Linked DNA regions of Homo sapiens: region 1 is linked to region 2. Evidence: chromatin contacts called from ENCODE Hi-C or POLR2A ChIA-PET data. All regions are on one chromosome and are shown on one strand. Each heading gives the region's core, a stretch centred on a gene start or an enhancer-like site at or near the end of the contact. The rest is flanking DNA. Distances are from core to core; before and after follow the strand shown. Region 1 holds the start of TUT4 (terminal uridylyl transferase 4). Region 2 holds the start of ECHDC2 (enoyl-CoA hydratase domain containing 2).

Region 1 (5,750 bases), core at 1,205-3,704, 370 kb before region 2:
GCACACCACCACGCCCAGCTAATTTCTTTTATTTTTTGGCAGTGACAAAGTCTCACTATGCTGCTCAGACTGATATCAAACTCCTACGCTCAAGCAATCCTCTCGCCTCCACTTCCCAAAGTGCTGAGATTACAGGCGTGAGTGAGCCACCTGGCCAGGCCCTACAGGTAAGTGTTGGTTATTTTGTTTCTCTGAAACTAGAAACTTTAACAGTGAATAAATTCAAACACCTTTCTTGATCAACAGATCCTGATTTGACATTCTGTAGAGAACACAACATAATTAATGGTACTTATTTTTATGTCAAGATTAACTTTGAGATAAAAAAGAATTCTAATTACTTACTCTAAAATGAATCTGCTGAGAGCTAATAAAAATTCTCTTTAAACAGCTCTTTGTTAATCAGAGAAATTTATAATTATACATTTTGATTCTAAAAGGTCTAAAATTAAAATGTAGACACTGTACTGTTCTAGCTCCAGCAACTAAAAATAAATGTAATTTTAGGTGTCACTTAGAATTTATAAACTTGAACTTATATGCATGACAATATTTGTTAATTTATCTGTACTAACAACTTGGCCTATGACAATGAAAATACTTTAAATTTCTTTTCTGTATTTAAATGTTTGCTGGATTTAAAACATCAAATGTCATTAACTTTCACTTCCATTTCTGAATTATTTTAAGAAAACTTCATTTTTCATTTTCCACACTAGCCAAGTGAAAAACTGCAAGCAGCAGAAAAATTTATCTAAGAGTTTTAAAAGTAAGTTTCTTTTGTTTATATTAAATATAAATATTTTTAAAGCATAAAACGACTTAAAATTCTTATCTTCCCCAAAGTATATGGTTTCTAAGAAGCAATCTTTAAAAATTTGTTTATAAAAGCAACATAGCACACTAGACACTAATGAGTTATCTTAAGCACAGCTTTTTAAGAGAATCAATATTTCATTTTACCAGTTGTGACTAATCAGTACTACGATGCAGTGTAGTGACATACATGAGTTCTAAGCCTAAAGAAAATTTCAGCGCGCTCGCGCGCGCACACACACACATACACACACACACACAAAGTCGGCTTTTCTTTTTAAACCATCCCACAATTCAACACCTCTCGGTGGTATTCTCTGAATTATCATATCTGGCTGGGATTATCCAATTTTATTAGCTAACAGTTCTCATTACTTTAAAAACAGAAACAGGATATGTTCTGTTTCATCAAGTGCTACAAACATTTCGCTGCTGTAAGACTGGAGGGAAAAAATCTTTGGAAATAAAAGGCCATCTGATCCACTCGGGCTAATTACTAAATGCATGCCAACAATACACAATTCGAATTGCATTTCTGGACACAATTTAAGATCACGATAGGGCAGGTCAAATGTGTAAGGAACTACTACTTCTATCAAAATGAAGAAGCAGATATACGGTATCTAAGATCTCACGCAAAATTCATCTAAGACTTCGAAATCTTCTGAAAAGAAAATGTGTAATCAACGTTGTTAATACAACAGTAATTCATCCCATTCAAGTACGACTAGAAATCCCGCTGATGTGCTTCTTTCAGGTCTAAACATCTCATTCTTTCGCAATCCAGATACCAACAGGAGTCTGAAACCCTTCGCAGAGGCGTGCAACACACTAGGAGAGCGCTATCTGTTTACAAATACGAATCTCAGTTACCCACGTCAAAACCGCGCATTACCACCTTTCGACTGGGGGGCGGGGGAGAGAGAAGGCGGGCGAGCAAGAAACAAAATCCACACAGACACCTCTGCCTTCTCCCTACAAGGACGAGCCCGGGGAAACATTCAGTATGTATTATATGCGTGTATACATTTATATACATTATGTAGTCACCTATGTCTAAGCAAGGGTGAAAGAAAAAGGTACACATGACAGGGAATCGTAACTGGACCCAACAGAAATGTTCAAACCAATCCCGTTAACTCAAAATCCGCCCCGCTGGTCTACAACAGGTTTCGGTCCGGGACCGGGAGCCCCAGCCACAGTGTGGAGTTCGTCCCCAAAGCGCCCCAATGCCCTCCTCAGGCCGCCCAGGCCGCCGTCCCCACCTCCCTTATCTCAGCCTTCCCCTGGGACACCCGAAGCCCGTTCCAGGAAAGAAAGAAGTGTCAGGCCCCCAGGGGGCGGCTGAGACGCTCTCAGGCCAGGCCCCCGACACCTGCGAAGCGCGGCACCTGGGGAGGGCGAACCGGGGGCCGCCCGGCCTTCCCGAGCACACCCCCTCGGTACCCGACGCTGCCCCGCGGCCGGAACCTCGTACCTGCGAGGCCCGCGAGCTACAGGCGCGCGCGACGCCTCCTCATCTCAGTGGCTCCTGCTCTCCCTCCGCCTCCTGCTGCCGCCGCCGTCGCCGCTGCCGCCGCTGGAGGCCGGGACACGACTAGCTCAGGACTCCACCGCCATGTCCGCCGCGCCGCGAACTGCATTGTGGGGGGGAAGGGATGGGGAGGGGGAGGAGGAGGGAGAGGGAGAGGGAGAGAAAGAGGAGGACCCGCTGAGGGGAGGGGGCGAGGGAGAGCGGTTGCCGGGGGAGAGGGGGAGGGGAGAGGACAGAGCCTGTAATGGGGTCCTGGCCCGGGAGAGGAGGAGCTACGCGCAGAGGGAAGGGTTCAGGGGTGCCCCCTCCCTTCGTTCGGGGGGCCCCACAGGCACCGTTTACACCGGGGCGGGGGAGGGGGGAAACAGCACTGGGGGGAGGGGTCTCGTGGTGGCCGCGAAGAAACAATGGGGAGAAGGCCGAGGTAGGAGGATCGCGCACTCACACCCACGCGGAGGGAAGGGAGCGCGCGAGAGACACTCGTTAGCTCGCGAGGAGGGGGCGGGCCGCTGGCAGAGGGGAGGAGGGAGCCACCCGGGGCTCGCGGGCAGGGGCGGGGCCGCCGAGCGGAGGTCGCGAGGTCCCGCAGCCCGCCTGGGCGCCGCGGGTTAGCCGCGCTGATTCGCCCGCTTGCCGGAGTGGGTGGGGGTGGCGGGCGCCCCAGTGCTGCCCCAGTCTGGTTCCTAGTCTCTGCCGAGGCCCCCGAGCTGGAAGCCGAGCCCGAGGGCCGCCTCGGCGCCTCGCTCCCAAGGCTGCTCCCCCTGGGGAGGAAGGCCGGCCTGGAATGGGTACCCTCTGGCCTGGCACTCGGACTGGGCGTGGCCCGAGCCTCGGCGGACCCTCGGAAGCCCAAGCGGGCTTCGGAGCAACGGTAGGGAGCGGGGCAGAGGAAGCCGCCAGGGTCGACCCCCACCCACTCACCACGGCCTCCAGCCCACCGCAGCTGGACCTTTTTTCCTTTGAAAAGGCAGGCAGTTCAGGAATGAAGGAGCTCGAAGAGAAATCTCTGGAGCACTCCATCTCCCACCCCCAAAAGAGGTTTTAGAAATCATTTCTTTAGCTGCAGGCGGGCATAAAACCATCTACCATCAATGGGCCCCCTCATCCCCTTGCTTTTAACGTATTACATTCCTCTACATAATTATTTAAAGTCACGGGCGGAACGGACTTAAGGTTTTGTTAGTTTTGTTTTTTGTTGTTTTTTTTTAAGACCCCAGCCTCAGAGATTATTTAGCCAATCTCTGACCTCAAAGCTGGACAAAGCACACAACCTCTGTGCTCTGTGCCCAGTCCTTTGAGTTTGACACATGCTAGGCAGGAAAAAGGTATGAAAAGAGTGGACGTAGAGGTGAAGGGAAGATGTTAAATCTTAAGTATTTACAAGATAGTGCCTTATAAATTTTCTTATAATGTGACTCAGGCTGGGACTGGTTAGAGGTCACAGAGGGACGCTCCACTTCACGATAGCCCTGTGAGTTACGTACTGTTGCTCTCATTTACGGATGAAAAAACTAGGGTTCAGAGTTAGTGCATTTTACCCCAATCTGGCTGATGCTACAAGGCCCAGGTATAATGGATAGAGGACTGGATTTCAAGTCAAAAGAGCCCTACCTGGTTTTGGCGTTTATCAACATGATGCCTTTGAGCAAATGTACCCTCTTGAGTTTCCTCATCTGCAAATTCTTAATCTGTATCCCTGCTTCGCTTGACTAGCCTGGAAACAAAGAAAAAATCCCTACTTCACCCGGCTGAAAGCCTAAAGCCTATAGAGACACTAAGAAGATACCGACATGCCCTTCAATTCAGTGATAGCAGTGTCCTTAGAACAAGTTCAATTGAGTAAACATTTCCTAATTACTTAAGAGCAAAGCGTTGTTAGGTGCCTAGGGAAACAAAGACAAATCATTGCTTCCTGTCTCCAAAAAGTTCCCCATTGAGCAAGCAGGTGAGCTACAATAAAAGCAACAGGTCTTATTAACAAAGGGCTGGGCAAATCCAGAGGAGAGTGTGATAAATTCCACTTTGGTGAGACTTCCGTGGAAGAACTAAAAGCTGGACCTTGAAGATCTGTCTGCTGTGTGCCAGACACATGTCTGTGATTCAGAGGGCAGCATTGACTCTGGAGTGTGCAGAAGATAATGAATCTGGAAAAGAAAACTGGGGCCAGACTGAAAATTTCAGTGCCTCTCTGCCCTTATCCCCTCCAGATACTCTCTTCTACTACCTTGCTTATTCCCCAAGACCCAGCTCAACCTCTACCTTCTTTATTAAATCTTCCTGATTACCACCCCTCCTCTGCACTCCACTGAATGTGATCCCTCTATTCTCTGAATTCCGTGACCCCAATAGATTGTACACTTCAGCACAGATACTTACAAGGTATTCCTTCTGATACCTACATAGTTGTCGAGTTGAAAATTTTGACAACTATAATTTTATCATCACAGCTAGAGCAAGTATGGTTCTGACACAAAGAATAAGGAAATTTATGGAGTATAAGGTTTAATTCATGCCCAGGGTCATACAGTAAGTCACAGGCTGGACTAGAATACCAGCCCTGTATTCTTCCCATTGAACCACAGGTTTTTGAGATATAAAATGGTAAATGTCTGATTTCTATGTAAAAATCCTCTGAGGACTTAAACTTTCAAGGGAAATCTCATGATTGTGGTTAAGCCTCCAGTCTGGAAGTTCTGAAAACTTAGTTTCATCCAAACCCAGGTGAAAATAACTTGCAGTAAAAATCTTATTTCATTGTATCTCATGAGGAATATAATTACTCAGTGGATCAATATTCATATTCTGTTGTCTTCCTAGGTGAATAAGAAAACTTAGTAAAAAACTAATAATATTGAATGAAAAGGTGACTTGGTAAGTAAAATTATAACAAGAAAGGTGCCTAGTCCCAGCACTTTGGGAGGCCGAGGTGGGCAGATCACTTGAGGTCAGGAGTTCAAGACCAGCCTGGGCAACATGGTGAAACCCCATCTCTACTAAAAATACAAAAATTAGCCAGGCATGGTGGTGGGTGCCTGTAATCCCAGCTACTCAGGAGGTTGAGGCAGGAGAATCGCTTGAACCCGGGAGGCAGAGGTTGCAGTGAGCCGAGATCATGCCTCTGCACTCCAGTCTGGGTGACAGAACAGGACTCCATTTCAAGAAAAAAGAAAGGTGCCTAAGTCTGTTCAAACCAAGTTTTGCTGTTTGATCATAAAGGGCCCTGTATGCCACTGGAAAAAAAGCAGGCTTTATATTATAGTTATTGGGGAATCACTGATCACTTGTAAGCAGAGATAAATACAATCAGACCTGCTAAGCTGTTTCTCTGAGCCCCATTTTTTTTTTTCCTGTGTACTTGATTTCTCCAAGGAGAGAGACTATAGGCCCTGGGTGATAATGA
Region 2 (5,830 bases), core at 2,125-4,624:
AAAAAAAAAAGAAAAGAAAAAAGTTCAGTGTAACACAGCCTCAGGCAGGTCCTTCAGTAGGTATTCCCGATTGTTATCATAGGAGATGGCAGCTCCATGCACGTTATCGCCCCTGAAGACCTTCCAGTGGGACAAGATGTGGAGGTGGAAGACAGTGATAGGTCTAGGCTCGTGTGTGTGCTTGTGTCTTTGTTTTTAACAAAAAAAGTTTAAGAATTAAAATTTTTAAAAGCTTATAAAATAAGGATCTAAAGAAGAAAACATTTTTTGTACAGCCGTACAATGTGTTTGTGTTTTAAGCTGAGTGTTACTACAAAAGAGTCAAAAGTTGAAAAAATTAAAAAGTTTATAAAGTAAAAACAGAGTAAGCTAAGGTTAATTTATCATTGAAGAAAGAAACATTTGTAAAGCAAATTTAGTGTAGCCTAGGTGTACAGTGTTATAGAGTCTATAGTAGTGTACAGTAATGTCCTAGGCCAGGGGTCCCCAACCCCCGGGCTGTGGACCCATCCCAGTCTGTGGCCTGCTAGGAACTGGGCCACACAACAGGAGATGAGCAGCTTCATCTGTATTTACAGCAGCTCCCCATGGCTTGAATTACCACCTGAGTTCCACCTCCTATCAGATCAGTGGTGGCATTAGAATCTCATAGGAGTGCGAACCCTATTGTGAACTGTGCATGTGAGGAATCTAGGTTGTTGCGAGCTCCTTATGAGAATCTAATGCCTGATGATCTGAGGTGGAACAGTTTCATCCCCAAACCATCTGTCCGCCCGCAAGTCCATGGAAAAACTGTCTTTCATGAAAATAGTCCCTGGTGCCAAACCAGTCCCTGCTGTCCTAGGCCTTCACATTCACTCACCATTCACTCGCTGACTCACCCAGTGCAGCTTCCAGTCCTGCAAGCTCCATTTATGGTAACTGCCCAGTACAGGTGTACTATTTAAAAAATCTTTTAGACTGTATTTTTACTGTGCCTTTTCTATGTTCAGATACACATTTACCATTGTGTTACAGTTGCCTACAGTATTCAGCCCGGTACCATGCTGTCCAGGTTTGTATTCTAGGAGCAACAGGCTATACACCATGTAGCCTTGGTGTGCAGTAGGCTACCCCATCTAGGACTGTGTAGGTGCACTCTGTGATGCTCCCACAATGACCACAATCACCTAATGATGCATTTCTCAGAATGTAGCCCCGTTGTTAAGCAACACATGACTCTATGAGAAATAAAGCCGCTAAGAACAGTGAAGAATGGTTTACCACCCAACCTCAAGCTCAAAGGCAGCAGGTAAAATGTAACAGTGCTCTTGTGCCATCAGCCCCAGTGGAAGGCAGAACCTGCAGCTTCTAATATGAACATCAAATGACCCCAACTCATTCCCTGTGAGGGCTCCGTGTGTGATCTCATCCCCATGCCTCCTCTGCACTGTCATCTTGGTTTCTGTCTCTCCTTCTCTCACTGCCTTTTCCTGCCCTTTGAGCCCTCTGGCAGGGGCAGAGGCTTAATCTGCTGATCCTTGTCATTCTTTTTTGGATAAAATGATTCCCGATATTTGCAAGTGAGCCTAAAGGTCTTTAACCCATGATAATTTTGTGTTTACACATGTACAAGTCTGTATTTTGAGTCACTGAATTACTAGAAGAGCCAGTGATTACCTAATGGTTGAGAACACAGGCTTTGAAATCAGACCTGGTTCAAATAACTTAACCTTCTGTGCCTCAGTTTTTTAATCTGTAAAGTGGGGAGAATAATCTTGACTGTCTTAAGAGCTGTTGCCAGTTGGGTAGTGAACTAAGCATGAGATTGGGGGTATAAGGTTCAGCAATATTAACTGTTCAAGGAAATTCTCACCAAGTGGTGCAGTGGGACTCTAGGTGGCCTGTCCGTGTCCACTGAAGGTGGTAGATGCACACTTGGGAACAGTGGGCAACAGCAGGGAGCAAGGAACTGGATTTTATGGCAAAGCCCCGCTTCAAACTTGTTGTCAAGCCGGTAAAAAGGAAGCAATACTGCTGGGGAAGGGGCGGCAGGCGCCATGTCCGGCCACGAAGGTGGCAAGAAGCCACTGAAACAGCCCAAGAATGCAGGCCAAGGAGATGGACGAGGAAGATAAGGCTTTCAAGCAGAAACAAAAAGAGGAGCAGAAGAAACTCGAGGAGCTAAAATGGAAGGCCACGGGGAAGGGGCCCTTGGCCACAAGTGGAATTAAGAAATCTGGCAAAAAGTAAGCTGTTCCCTGTGCCTAAGGAGATGGTGACCCTTTATTTCATCAGTATTTAAACCTCTCTATTCCCTGCCATAACATCTTTTGCCACCTATGGCTGGAATTAAGTGTTGTCTTGGAGCTGTTGTACATTTAAGAATAAACTTTTGTTAAAAAAAAAAAAGAAGCAATACAACGAAATGTACAGTACAATGCCATCTGTGTATCAAATGCAGGAGACAGGGGATGAGATGCGGGGAGGAGACCCAAGGCAGGAGAAGCGCCTAGCCCTGATGGTTACCAGCAGAGGACTGAGGAGCGTTATCAGCACCACTGAATGCTCCAGAAGTTCAAACAACAACAACAACAAAAACGCAACACGCGATCAGAGGCGTTTTCTGCCAGTGACCCGCGAACTTTGCCCCCCACCCCTCGTCCCCGCTCCATACTATCCTTGATCTTGGCCAAAAGGCGGAGAAACAGCGAACTTTTCCCTGGAGCCAGAAGGACGCAAAGGTTCGCTAGCGGCCCAGGGCGGGCGCGCGGCTGGAGAGGCACCCTCCTCACTCTGCCCGCTGCCGCACTGGGCACTGGGACTGGCTCCGCTGCCTCCGCCCCCGAACCGGGCCAGGACCCTTGGCGGGGGAGGGGAACGCGCACTTAAACGCTCCTGGCCTGGGGGCCGCGGGGCCCAGTCCTACCCGTGCGGACCCCGCTCCCCCTTCCACACAGTCGGAAGACCCCAAAGGGCCTTTGAAGAGACCGAGGTTGCCAGAGGCCCCCCGCCCCCAGCTAGAGTCTGGAGCCACTAAGGCGGCCGCCCACCTCTCAGGCCTGGAGCGGTTTGGGGCGCCTAGAACTGGGAGGGAGGGACTGGGGATCGAATCCTTCAACGCACTGAGCGGCCCACCTGCCGGTCCCCCGCTGCCTCCGGCCTAGTCCCAGTCGCGTCATGCGCCGCCCCGGAACTGCACATTTACCTTGGTCCGGACCCGCCAGGGCGCGCACTTGGATCTCTGAGCCCCCGGCCGCCCCGTCGGAAGCGCAGCCGCGGGCCCGAAGGGGCCTCCAGGGGCGCAGGAGGCACAGAACGCGCAGCATCGGGGCGCAGGCTGGGAGTGAAGGTGCTTCTCCGGCCCTGCACCGTCTCGGCTCCCGCTGAGAGCTCGCAGTTCCGGCGTCGGGCGAAGCCTTCGCCAATTGCTCCACCTATGGGCCAAGCGTCTGTTGCCTCCTTCCGCACCTCCCGGGGACAGGGAGACTTGAGCGGAGGAGGTCGGGGGAAGCCCAGCTCCTCTGTGTGATTTGGTGTAACTCTGTCAACCTCCCAGCGTCAGTGTTTTAATCCTGTAAAATGGGGATAATAGTGACTACCCCGTGGTGGTGTGAAGATTAAATGGGGTGTGTGAACCTTGCTTGCACATATGCTCAATTTCATTTTTTAAATGAAATGACATTTAATGAGTCCCTTGAGCGTGTCTACACTTGCGAACCTCACTGCTTCACCTCCCATTTGCGCCTCACTTTTTTTTTTTTTTTTTTTTTTTGAGACGGAGTCTCGCTGTGTCGCCCAGGTTGGAGTGCTGTGCCTTGATCTTGGCTCACTGTAACCTCCGCCTCCGGGTTCAAGCGATTCTCCTGCCTCAACCTCCCAAGTAGCTGGGATTACAGGGACGCGCCACCACGCCCAACTAATTTTTTTTGTATTTTTAGTAGAGGCAGGGTTTCACCATGACGAAACCCTGTCTCTGTTAAACATTCAAAAAAATTAGCTGGGCGTGGTGGCGGGCGCCTGTAATCCCAGCTACTTGGGAGGCTGAGGCAGGAGAATCACTTGAACTCGGAAGGCACAGGTTCAGTGAGCTGAGATCGCGCCACTGCACTCCAGGCTGGGCAATGAGCGAAACTGCGTCCCAAAAAAAAAAATTATTCTCTTAAACACAGTATATACAAAGCACTCTCACATTGCTGATGTGAATGTCTTTAAATGAAAAGCAACTGGTAATTTATATCAAAATTATAAATGCACAAGCTCATTGCCCCAGAAATTCCAATTTTAGAAATTTAACCTACAGATAAATCCACACAGCTGTGAAATGACACGTGTTCATGGCTGTACATTGCAGCATTGTTTATAATAGCAAAAGACTGGAAGCACATGGTGCTGTCATGTGCTTCTGGTGAGGCCTCAGGAAGCTTACAATCATGGCTGAAGGTGACAGGGATCCAGCATGTCACATGGCGAGAATAGGAACAAGAAAATTAGGTGGGGAGGTCCCAGTTTATCGCCAAGGGGATGGTGCTAAACCATTCACAAGGGATCTGTCCCCATGATCCAGTCACCTCCCAACAGGGCCCACCTCCAACATTGGGAATCATATTTCAACGTGAGATTTGGAGGGATCCAACACCCAAACTATATCACAGTCTCAATATCCATCAATAGAGGGTTGGTTAAATAAATTATGGGGCTGTGTGTGGTGGCTCACCCTATTATTCCAACACTTTGGAAGGCCAAGGCAGGTAGGTCCCTGGAAGCCAGGAGTTTGAAACCAGCCTGGGAAATATAGCAAGCCCCTATCTCTACTTAAAAAAAAAAAAAAGGTACATCAATAATCTGAATACTATGCAGCTATAACAAAACACAGGAAACTGTTTATGCATTGATATGAAACAATCTTCAAAATCTATTGGTATATGAAACAAGTCAAAATGCAGAATAGTGTGTAAAGAAAGCTAAAATTTGGCCGGGTCTGGTGGCTCATGCTCATGAACCTAGCACTTTGGGAGGCCGAGACAGGAGGATTGCTTGAGGCCAGGAGTTCAAGACCAACCTAGCCAACATAGCAAAACCCCACCTCTATTGAAAGAAATAATAAAGAAAACAAAAATTTGTGTTAACAAGGGGGATAAGAGTATGCATGTGTATATTTGATTGTATTTACATAAAACATCTTTGGAAGGATAGGGAAGAAGAACCGAGAGGCTGGGAATAAGGGTAAGAGAGACAAGTTTTACGGTTTGACCTGTTATACGTTTTTGGACACAGGATGTTGTTGTTGCCCAGATTGGAGTGCAGTGGCAGTATCTTGGCTCACTGCAGCTTCTGCCTCCCGGGCTCAGGTGATCCTTCCACCTCACCCTCCTGAGTAGCTGGGACCACAGGTACATGCCACAACATTGGCTAATTTTTGTATTTCTTGTAGAGACGGGGTTTTGCCATGTTGCCAAGGTTGGTCTCGAACTCCTGAGCTCAGGCGATTTGTCCACCTTGGCCTTCCAAAGTGCTGGGATTACAGGTGTGAACCACCATGCCTGGCCCCTTTTATACTTTTTGAATCTTGATTTTTGTTTTAAGTATAACTTACTCAAAATAAATAATGAAAATGAAAACAAAGCACAATAACAAAAATTAAAAACATGCCTTAGCAAAAATAAAACTAATATATACACAAAATCAAAACATACAAACTAGCCAGGCCCGGTGGCTCATGCCTGTAATCCCAGCACTTTAGGAGGCTGAGGTGGGTGGGTCACCTGAGGTCAGGAGTTCAAGACCAGCCTGGCCAACATGGTGAAACCCTGTCTCTACTAAAAATACAAAAATTAGCCAGGCGTGGTTG

What was found. Hi-C counts contacts between places; a loop is a spot of excess contacts on that map. ChIA-PET counts read pairs that join two places held with the same protein, here RNA polymerase II (POLR2A). Pooled maps may share reads with other maps.
Region 1: a loop to region 2 is called in a map of naive thymus-derived CD4-positive, alpha-beta T cell, with 10 times the contacts of the local background. The contact joins the promoter of TUT4 here to the promoter of ECHDC2 in region 2. A Hi-C loop is called at or near these places in 2 of 168 maps with a recorded cell type or tissue (both naive thymus-derived CD4-positive, alpha-beta T cell), 1 of 37 single-sample maps with no recorded cell type and 17 of 50 pooled maps. POLR2A ChIA-PET finds 5 or more read pairs at or near these places in 4 of 52 experiments (Caco-2, HepG2, activated B cell and 1 more).

What each region holds. Positions count from the first base shown.
Region 1 is chr1:52,550,638-52,556,387 of GRCh38, forward strand. It overlaps TUT4 (terminal uridylyl transferase 4), which reads right to left and starts at 2,455. Exons shown (of 30, transcript NM_001009881.3): 1 at 2,294-2,455. It overlaps LOC105378723 (a long non-coding RNA gene), which reads left to right. Exons shown (of 4, transcript XR_007066083.1): 2 at 43-167; 3 at 720-769; 4 at 1,604-2,200. RefSeq lists silencers at 2,068-2,397, 2,468-2,597, 2,638-2,747, 2,758-3,157.
Region 2 is chr1:52,918,366-52,924,195 of GRCh38, forward strand. ECHDC2 (enoyl-CoA hydratase domain containing 2) reads right to left here and starts at 3,375. Exons shown (of 10, transcript NM_001198961.2): 1 at 3,188-3,375. The coding sequence starts at 3,308. It also overlaps the pseudogene LOC112268226. RefSeq lists an enhancer at 3,078-3,760 and silencers at 3,095-3,273, 3,122-3,351.